2 separate regions of the Homo sapiens genome follow, and region 1 is linked to region 2. The links are chromatin loops, found by intact Hi-C in ENCODE. Cell type or tissue: Caco-2. All regions are shown on one strand. Each heading gives the region's core, and the rest is flanking DNA. Links, peaks and the distances in the headings are about the cores only.

Evidence for each region. Peaks named below come from ENCODE experiments on the same cell type or tissue, not always from the same donor. Only the 100,000 strongest peaks of a DNase experiment are listed, where the experiment ranks them.
Region 1: it touches region 2 in a loop (3-fold over the local background); 5 of 110 quality-filtered maps call a loop at or near these places.

What each region holds. Positions count from the first base shown.
Region 1 is chr18:7,512,091-7,517,477 of GRCh38, forward strand. No RefSeq gene overlaps it. Among named protein-coding and RNA genes, the nearest start is that of PTPRM, 53 kb to the right of the region's middle. In Caco-2, for the core only: no CTCF peak of the experiment used is centred there; a DNase peak (open chromatin) is centred at 3,181.
Region 2 is chr18:7,559,679-7,565,065 of GRCh38, forward strand. No RefSeq gene overlaps it. Among named protein-coding and RNA genes, the nearest start is that of PTPRM, 4.9 kb to the right of the region's middle. In Caco-2, for the core only: no CTCF peak of the experiment used is centred there; no DNase peak of the experiment used is centred there.

The DNA of each region.
Region 1 (5,387 bases), core at 267-5,266, 48 kb before region 2:
CATCTCTGGGGTCCTGCGGCTCCTGGGAACGCTGGCAGGGTTCCTAGATGATAGAGGAAGAGAAGGAAAGAGAGAGAGAAAGGCAGGCAAGCAAACAGGCAAGCAATATAAATAAAAGCAAAAATGACAACGCTGTGTTCATATACATTAGTTCAAGAAATTCATAAACCATATAAAATATTAGCATGCCTTTCATATTTAAAAGCCTCTTTATGACCTTTGATGATCAAAGAAATAAATATTATCAGTGCTAAGGCCTATTCTGGGTCCTAAAAATCTGTGGTTCGGTGACAGCCAAGATACATGGCTGTCTTATTCCCTTTCAATGTATTGTCACTGTAATTAACTACCCACATCCTAAACAGGGCTTAGAGTGCTTCTTTCAAACTTGCCGGAGCTGGCATCAAAACTCTTGCAGAGTAAATGAGTAACACATGGCCGCTGGCTAACCCTGGCAGGCAGAACTGCTCTCCCTGTTTCTGCCACAGGCAGCTTTTCCCCATCTTCCATCAGAATGATGCCGGGAAGGCATTTCTTTTCCTTTCTTTCCACTCTGCTAAGATCCGTGCTCCACTGCTCCAAGTCCTCCTCTCTTCTTGCTTCCCATGAGGATGTACAATTTTGTTATACCCCCAGAGAAACTTAACCCAAAATCTCAGTAGGTAACTGCCAATTCTAGAATACTCCACTAGTTAATGACTGCATTTTAATGCATTTCCTTTTTTTAAGGGTAGAACAAACCCCCTCCCTTCTCTTTCATTTGGGGAGCTGCCTGCTGAATTTGCATACTGTTAAATATTTCTCATAGCTGCTGTCTTTAGCAAAGGTTTTTCCCTTATTCATTTCTTTACACCAAATGGCCACCCCAACCAGGAAAAATAAAAACAACATTCTGAAAAGGAAATTTAATAACAATTTTGAGCACAGTTGATATGGTTTCATCACAGAACCCCTGACATTCCACAGGGAAGAAACCTAATTTAAGGGCGGAGAGTAAAGTAACTCTGATAGCCAAAAGTTCTGAGAGCCAAAAGTGACATCTAAAAATAATATTTGTAAATGTACCCAGAGGCTATTGCATGATGGGCACCCACACGGGAGCAGGGCTCTAGGCATCTGCCTGTGCCTCAGGCTGCTTATGTTGATTGGGCGAAAATATCAATGGCATTCTTTCACCTAAGGCTTCTACCATCATTCCCCCCAGCTACAAATATAACTCCCAACCTAAGGATCAGACTGACTCTCTCACAAAGGATGTCTTCCATCCCCTTTGTGGGTAAGCCCACCCTTTGCTGCAGTGCACTGTCCCTTCTTTTTGGGGCCATTGAATTTCTGCCATCATTCTTCTAGCTGCTGTCTCTTGTGTTATTAAATGTATTTTTTCTTTATTTCCTCATTTCTGTGGGTTTTCTATACCTTTCCTGCCTCCATTACTTTGGGCTTTGGAACCCCAGAGGAAGAACAGTTAATTCTAGTGTGGGAGCTCTTGGGAAAACTTACATCCAGGGAAAGTCAACAGTGAAGTCAAAGTCACAGAGAGAGTGCACTTGGCATGTTCTGAGACCTATAAGCAGTTTATTGGGACTAAAGCAAAGGATATATATCACGGATCAGGTTAGCCTTTACCCTAGAGGCAGTGGTCAACTGTGAAAGAGTTTATGTCAGTGATACAGCTAAATCTATGCTGTGGAAAAAATTATCTTTCTATTATGGAGATCTGTAATTGTTATCTATGGCTGCATAACAAATTATCCCAATATTTAGAGACTTGAAACAACAAAAATTTACTATCTTAAGTTTCTGTGGGTTAGGAATTCAGCACAGGTAAGCTGGATGTCTCTCTTCAAAGTCTCTCCCAAGGCTGCAATTAAAGTTTCAGCCAGGATCAGAGTTCTCTCAAGGCTTGATGAGGGGAAGATCCAGTTCAACATAACTCAAATGGTGGTTGGTAGGATTCAGTTCTTACAAGGCTTGGACTGATGGCCTTAGTTGCTCACTGGCTGTAGCCGGGAGGCTACCTGGGTTCCTTGACACTATGGGCTTCTCCGTATAGAAGCTCACAATATGGCACCTAGCTCCACCAAGAGTGTGCAGGTAAGAAAGCAAGAGACGGCAAGTAAGACAGAAGCCAGTCTTTTTGCTACCTGCTCTTCACGAGGGACAGTTTATTGTTTTTGGTGTATTCTGTCCATTTGAAGCAAGTCACTACCAGCCCACACTCAATGGGAAGGGATTACACAAGGACATGAATACCAGGAAGTAGAAATCATTGGAAGTTGTTAAAAAATAATAGGAGGAGAACCAGGAGAGAATGATGTCTACAGGCCAAGGAAGAAGAGGATTTCAAGGAGTGGAAAGTTGTATATGGCGCAGAGGTGGCAGTGCCCTCCAGCCAAAGGCTACCAGGAAGACACTTAGAGTTGAACAAGTTGGGCTTATCTCTTGTTGCAGGCAGGGAAGACATACACCAGCGTAATTATGGCGTGTCTCAGTAAGATGTGTGACAACCTATTATAAGATCTGGGCTTTGGTTGGGTGATTTAGGAGGTGTCGAAGGAAGCAGGGGCATACCCTGAATTGGGTACTTTCAGGAGTACAACAATTCTGTGATTGGGTATCTCAATAAATCTTATGTGTAGAGAGGGACAATTAGAAAGAGGATAAAATTGTAATTGGTAAAGTAGCAGTCACTCGTTTTGGCTGGGAGAGGGGGTGTTTGGTATTTTGTGGGTGACACAGCGACCTTGCTTTTATCTCTTCTTAGACAAAATGACAAACTGGACTTGCTTTGACTCATTTTACCACAGTCTCAGGGTAGGCTTGTTTGAGGTTGGTATTCTGTGACGTTGTTTATGTCTAATAGGAAATTAACACATCCTAGCTGTGGGATATGATGAGGTTTCTCTTCAAATAGCCTGACCAATCCTTTATTCTTTAATTCATAGTAATCCACACCCCCCCCCCACCCCTTTTCCTTTTTTTCTCTTTTCTGCCTTTGTTACATGCCGGGACAAGCCACAGTACCAGGCTTATCAGTACCAGCTCACATTCCTTTCCTTATTTGGAAAGAAAACTAGCTCTCTAGCTCATTGCAGACACCCCTTCCTCTTCTTCTTTTCCCTCTCTCCCTTACGTGCCCACCTGATCTAAAAAAAGTTCAAATGTCTAGCCAACCGTGATTAGTTCAGATTGTGCGACCCGACCCCGGCCAATGGGGAAAGCGTACAGGGGCAGGACTTGTGTCAGGAGTAAAGGCTCTCATGCCCCTTTGTTCAGGTGTGCTCTCATGGCGACTGGCCAAGGGGAAGCACCCCTCTGCGTAGAAGTAAAATTGCTTTGCTAAGAATCCTCTGTTTGAGTGTTCAGTCTCCCTAGGATTTTGAGTGTTATTCCCAACACTAGCTATGAGTGCCAGGCCAGCTTCGGAATGTCAGGGGTTGCTTTTTTTTTCCATTCTCAGCGGTCAAATAAAAAGAGGCCATTGATAGGGCAATTAAGACAAGTAGTGGTTAAGAACATGACTCTGGAGCCAGCGTTGAGATTACAATAGTATCTATCTTATTGTCTGTTAAGAGGATTCATGAGTTAAAATATATATAAAGTATTTAGAACAAAGTTGGCAAATAAGTACTGTAGAAACGCTGATGATCAGTATCATATATGATCCTTGAAGGAGCAATTTCATTAGAGTGGGAGAAGGGAGAAGGCAGACCGCACTGATCAGAGATAAATAGAGGTTGATGAAGTAAGGTCAGCATGTGCCCAAGACCCCTTCAAGAGGAATCTTGACAGGGAAATCTGGAAACCAAGCAGAAGAGGAAGGGAAATGGTTTATCAAGGTCAGCATAGAGCAATGCTTCCCAATGTGTGTTAGAAATGCAAAATCTCAAGCCTCACCCCAAATTTGCATAATCAGAAACACTAAGTTATAAAAAGCCTTAGAGGTGATTCTTTTTTTTCCCCGAACAGCTTTGTTGTAGTATACTTGACATAAATTGCACCTATTTAAAACACACAATTTGGAAGTTTTACCACATGCACACACCATAAACCATCACCACAGTCAAGATAATGAACATATTTTTCACCCCTTGGTAGCCCCTCAGTCCTGTCTGCCTTGCCCCACCCTCCCCACATGATTCTGATACTAGTATGTGAAGATCAAAATTAATTGTCATTAAGAAGTCCTAGAGTCACAGCTCAAAAACCAGTAATAAAGATGAAATCCTAACAGCGAGGAAAGGAAGGAAATAGGAGGTAAGCAGCAAGATCAGTGTCTGCAAAAGGCAGCCTGGCCTTACAGAGCAGGTGCTCCTATTCTTTCTCCAGGTGGCCCGTTCAGGAAGTAGTGGGGCCACCACTCACACACTTCTGCCAGGAAAGTGTTTCAACTCCATGTCTCTGATTATGATATTTTCTGTCTCAAAAAACCTTTTATGGTTTCCCTTTGCTATAACATGTAGTAAAAAACAAAAAAGGAGACAAACAGCAACAAAACTTTCTTAGCCTGGCTTTTTGACGTCATGCAATCTGGCTTCATTTGCCCTTCCAATGTAACCTCTCATCCTTTCCACTCCAGATTGTTTGCTCTGATCCTGTACCATGGGTTTGCCCCGGTTCTGCATAATGAATTGCCTCTCCAGTTTCTCTTTCCTAGCTGTGCCTTACCTTAACCCTCTTCTCAGTGCTCCCCACTCCTCGATGTGATTAATACCTGTCTATTTAAATGCTGCCATTTCTTGGTGCTCCCTGATCGCACATCTGGGAATCATCTGGTTTTGCTCTGAATGTTCATATCAGATATGATGTCATTCTTGTTGAAAGTGGCAGATTCTTAAAGGCACGGATTGTGAGTATCTCATCTTTGCATCTTAGTACCTAACACACTGGAAAATAGGGGAAATTCACTAAATGTTTGCGAATGAGTGAATGGATGATCATGCGAATTTGACTGGAACTATTTGTCTTTCATTTACATGACTGTATTAGGAGACCAGGGTTTCTCAACCTTGGCACTTTTGACATTTTAGGCTGGATCAACCTTTCTTTTGAGAGCTGTCCCCTGCATTATTGGATATTGAGCAGCTTCTCTGCCATCTGCACACCAGATGCCAGTAGCACTGCTTTCCCAGTATGACAAGCAAAAATGTTTCAGGCATTGTCAAATTTACCCTGTTGTGTGTCTGTGTCTGTGTGATCAATTGGGGACAGGGGAGGAGTGTGCAGGGAACGGCCCTGGCCCTGGTTGAGAATTTTTTTTGCTTTTTTGAGACGGAGTTTCACTCTGTCTCCCAGGCTGGAGTGCAGTAGTGCGATCTTGGCTCACTGAAACCTCTGCCTCTGGGATTCAAGCAATTCTCTGCCTTAGTCTCCCAAGTAGCTGGGAT
Region 2 (5,387 bases), core at 307-5,306:
ATGATTCAAACAGTGAAGTGTTATTTCACACTCTCTGAGTTAGCCAGCAGATCTCTAAAACTTCCCAGCTCAAAAAAGTTTGCAGAAACCATTTTCTTCTAGTACTTCTTGGAGACTTAAACAAAAGTAGAGAGACTGTACAGTGACCTCCAGAGGGCTCTGATAAAATCTTCATAAATTGGCTTTTTGCTTTTTCTATAGATGATTAACCAGCCTGAAAACCATTGCCAATATGTGTGTGGGCAAGTGGTTACTATGTCTATACAGTGGCTGCAGCCGCTGGTCTTGTAGATGGAACCCTGCTTCCAGACAGGAAAAAGCCTGATCCGGGCTCTCCTGTCCCCAGGGGACAGGGCAGTTGGACTATTCTGGTCAGAAGACTGCTTTTGTGTAGGGAGTTGTTTCCCCTAGTTCAGGATGCAGGAGTGCAAGGAGAGGGTACAGCGTGACCTGTTGCCCCAGGTGGCCTCAGTGTCAGGCAGCCCTGGTGTTCTGCCCGCACTTGGATCAAGGAAGTCACCAGGAGACCTGGGCTGTCCCCAGCAGAGTATACAAAGCAACTCTCAGAGGGGATCTGACTGGTGCCAGGGACCTTCCAGCAGGTCATTTCCTGGGTCTCCTGGTTCCTAGGAACACAGGCTCAGACATGGCTGTAATACTCATATTTTCTGGTACCGTATATTGAGATTGCCTTGTAAGATCTGCCCTGCTACTGATCCCGTGACTAAAAGGAGAATTTTTAGAGATTATCAACCTACCTAGTCATTTTACCTAAAATAGCGAATAGGTAAAAGTTCCAATCAGAAAAAGATTTTTATAAAAATATGACCTATGTGTAAATTGTGAACTTTAAGTCCTATTTGATAAAATTAATTAAAAGAGCTTCATGAGAAACTCTGTTATAGATCTTAGATCATCCTTATTCATCAATCAAAGTCTAGTAATTGAGGGCCCAGTATACTACCTTCCATGTGCATAGGCTTTCCCTGTTTCTAAAGAACTTTCATGCACACTGTCATTGGCTCTTCTACAACACAGTGAAGGTAGACAGCACAGGAGTTATTCCCATTTTGTAGATGGAGAAATACTAAGGGCCTGTCATGATAAACCAGGCAGTTTTACTGGTCTGGTGCTGAGTCTGGCAGCTGATATTAACTCATTATGCCCAGAAAGAAGAGTGTGATGAGAAAGGACAGGAACATCTATTGGAAAGTCTTCCCATCTAAATGGTAACTGGGCCCAGTTAGATATTTCCAACCCATCTGCACACATATAGAACCCCAGCATGGAGTTTGTGCATGGTCGGTTCTCTCTAGTATTTAATTTAAAAATCAATGGTTAACATCATCAACAACAACAACTTTTACATCACTAATGATGTGCCAGGAACTGATGTTTTTTTTTGAGACAAGGTATTGCTCTGTCGCCCAGGCTGAAGTGCAGTGGTGCAATCATGGCTCACTGTAGCTGTGACTCCAGGGCTCAAGTGATCCTTCCACCTCAGCCTTCAAAGTAGCTGGAACCACAGGTGTGTGCCACCATGCCCCGCTAATTATTTATTTATTTTGTATAGAGACAGGGTCTCACTATGTTGCCCAGGCTGGTCACAAACTCCTGGGCTCAAGTGACCCTCTTGCCTTGGCCTCTGAAAGTGCTGCAATTATAGACATGAGCCACTGCACCCAGCCAGGAACTACTGTTTTATTACAATACTTATCACATTATTATTTAATCCTCACAACAACTTTGTGAAGTGTGGACAATGATTATCTTTGTTTTACAGATAAGGAAACTGAAACACAGAGAGGTTAAGTGAATTTCCCAGTATCACACAGTGTGAGAGGCTGATAACATCTTCATAACATAAAAAAGAATATGCAATACACTGCCTCAGTACCAACAATGCAGAGATTAATTTATATTCTGAGGGTAATGTGAGCAAAGCAAAGAACTAAAACCTATTACCTCTCTGCTTTTAATCAGGCCACGAGAAGGAATTCCTGGGGCATCTAAAAAATTCATCCTAGTAGTTTAAGCCTTTATACAAAAGTGGCTTTGAACTATGCTTGGATGAGCTTTGCCTTTTGTCAGTGACAGGTTCTGACCTTAGGTAGGATACGAACAGCCACAAAAAAGGGCACCTGCTCCCTTTTTGTCATTTGTTCAGGTGAAACAGGGCTTCGCTGGTGACAGTTGAAATGACCTGGTTTCTTCTGACCCCTGTGAAAAACTAATGATGTGTTTTTCATTTTCATTCCATTTTCCCTGGTTTCATGTATACACATTCAAAAGGTGAGGGAAGCTGTGAAGTGAAGTCAGTCCTGGGTGAAAAGTTCTATTTGCTCCTCTCATGCCTGAAGCTAAGTAAAGTCGACACAAATCGTGCGTGTGCACAAGGACAGGGATCTGCATATCACGTGGCCGAGGCCCCACTGCTGTGCATGCCTGCACTGTCCTCTGAGGGAAAGAATAATGGGGGCGAGATGGGTGGGGAGTGGGATGAGGCACTACTCACTCCCAGCTTTGCTTAGAGATCAACATAATAAATAATCAAGTTTGCTCAGCGCCTCAGAGTTTACACAGAGCTTTCACATGTAATTCCATTTCTACAAGTCAGGAAGTGGAAATGAACTCATTTAACTCACACAGTTGGAATTCAAATGAAGTTGGACTCTAGATAGTGCTAGCTCTCTCCTTTATCCCTTCCTTCCTTCTTCCCTTCCTTTCATCCTCCTACCTTCTCTTCCTACAACTTGCCATCCTTGAATATGTCATTTTGGAAATCTATACAAGAATGCTTATTTACATTTCCCATTTCTCTCAAACCACACTTTCATAATCCCAACATGCATCTAAAAGTGGGAAGTAATCATTTCAGCAAGGCCTAGATAAGAAAACATGAGCAATGGAAACAATGACAATCTTTTCTTTTCCTTTTCCATCGGTTACAATTGAGTGACCTTGGGAGGTATCCAAATGATCATTTTGTCCATGCTTCTTGGCAAATACTTCAGCTAGCTTAGGAACTTGCCGCACGGGGTTAACCTCCTAATTCGACATAACGTTTTGGATAGGTAGGGATGGGTTATGGTCAGATCAGTTTTCATTGTTATATTTACATTTTGACTTTAATGGGGTTTGGACAAATCTCAAGAGCAGAGTTGCTATTGCCAGGCCCCAGCACTGCACAAGTACAGCCAGCAATTCGGCCCACCGACTGGCAGGATGGGCTCCTGCCCTGGGCATCACACACCTATAAAAATAAATTTGTTAAGGAACATACAGCCACTTCTGTCAGTAGAGGTCTGGTGCTCAGTGTTAAAGACTGCATAAAACTTTACCCTAAACTTTTGCTTTCAAAACCAACACCGTTCGGGCCCCAGAGAAACACTTCTCCCCTATAGTCCCTTGTCCTTGAAACAAAGGTGAGTGCATCCCACAACCTGAAGATTTGCAGGGTGTGCTGCTGCTGACATGGAAGATGGACACTCCTAAACGTGTGGATGATGTATAGTGGAGGCGCTTGATTCAAAGAAAAGTCAAATGAATTAAACTGTCAAAACCTTCCTTTTAGATAGCAAGCATATCATACAGTCTTAAATAATGAGGGTTTCCTAGCAATGCCAAACATTCATTTTCTTGCTTCTCTTTTTGTTACAATTCATGGTTCTGGCAGAAGTCATACAGCAGTATAGCATTTGCATGCGGTTGAACGTGGTGATTGGCCAATATTTTGAAAAATTAACTAATTAATGTTACTGTTAAAATGGTAGATATGAAGTTATAACACATGAAACATAATACTGATTATTTATGTTAGCAACCAGGTGGACAATGAATGCTAGAATTGCTAAGTTTATGTTTTATTTACACATTAATAAGGTGTAATTAAATTTCCAAATATTAAATAAAATGTTTATGCTTTAAAAAAATAACTTTTCAGTGTTTATATTCATTGTCATAATTTGTATTTTGCATTTTAATTCTAATAGATAACTTTAAATCATTTGAAAGAAAACTTTTAACAACTATAGAAAAATAATTCTAATTTTCTGAAATAAAAAAAGGAATTTACATTTGTGGTGTAAGTACAAACATTTTGTATGATTTGACTACATTAATCCTTTATTTATTTATTTTTTAGAATTGGGATTTCATTCTTTACCCAGACGGAGTGTAGAGTGCACAGCTCATTGCAACCTCAAACTCCTAGGCTCAAATGATCCTCCAGCCTCAGCCTCCTGAGTAGGTGGGACTACAGGGATAAACCACCATGTTTGACTATTTAAAAAACTGTTTTGTAGTGACAGGATCTTGCCATGTTGTCCAAGCTGGTCTAGAAATCCTGGCCTCAAGTGATCCTCTGGCCTCTGCCTCTTGAGTCGCTGGGATTACAGGTGTGAGCCACCACATGGGGCCTGAATAGATGAATCTTTTAGATCAATGTTGTTCAATAGTGCTTTCTATGATGATGGACTTGTTTTCTCTCCATGTTGTACAATACATTAGCTCTAGCCACATGAAGCTACTGAGCATTTGAAATGTAGCTAGTGTCACTGAGGAACAGAACACCTGAAATGCTGTTAGGTGCTACCATACAGAACAGCAAAGCTTTCAATCACCGCTGTCAATGGAACACAAATTAAGTGAAAATCTCAATTATAACAACACAGTGATTTTACTAAAGAGAAATATCAATTTTATAGAATAAATATATATGAATCATGTATATTACTTATCCATATAGCCTATCAAAGAAAATCTAGATATGTATAATGTCTAGCAGATATGCATAATTCAGTTGCTGATATTTTGCTTTTTGTCATATAAAATCTGTAGGTTTTATATTTCAATTTTATTGTTATATGTGTCAAGGTAGGAATATACATAGTAGTTTGCTAGCTTAATTAATAACTTTGAAATATTAGGCATATGGTAAGTGGCTATGCATTTGTACTCTTGCCCAAGCCTACCAATGTCAGGGGCTGGCCTGACAGCACCCCTAACTCTGAGCAGCCATTCTGCAAATGTCACTATTGTCCTCAGTGAGTCAGGAGTGAAATGTGGTTAAAACTAAATCTCTACTGCTGAAAAAACAAGTCAAAGCAAATGTCCCACTGGGAGGATTCCTACAGCATCCCTTCCTTAGAGGAAGTCCAATCCATTCATTTCAGCAGAGGACTTCCATTTAGGCTCAAAGGCTGCTCTGACCAGTTACCTGTAAGAGGGAGTAAACTAACAGTAGTTGTCATGAATTGAGAGGGCAGAAGCTGCTGGCAAAAATCCCACCACCCTTTGAAATGTGGATGGAAGGCTGCAAAGGGTAGAGTCAACTTAACAGTGTAAAGATAGAGAACAGGGGTAATAGAAATTTACAGACCCTCCCA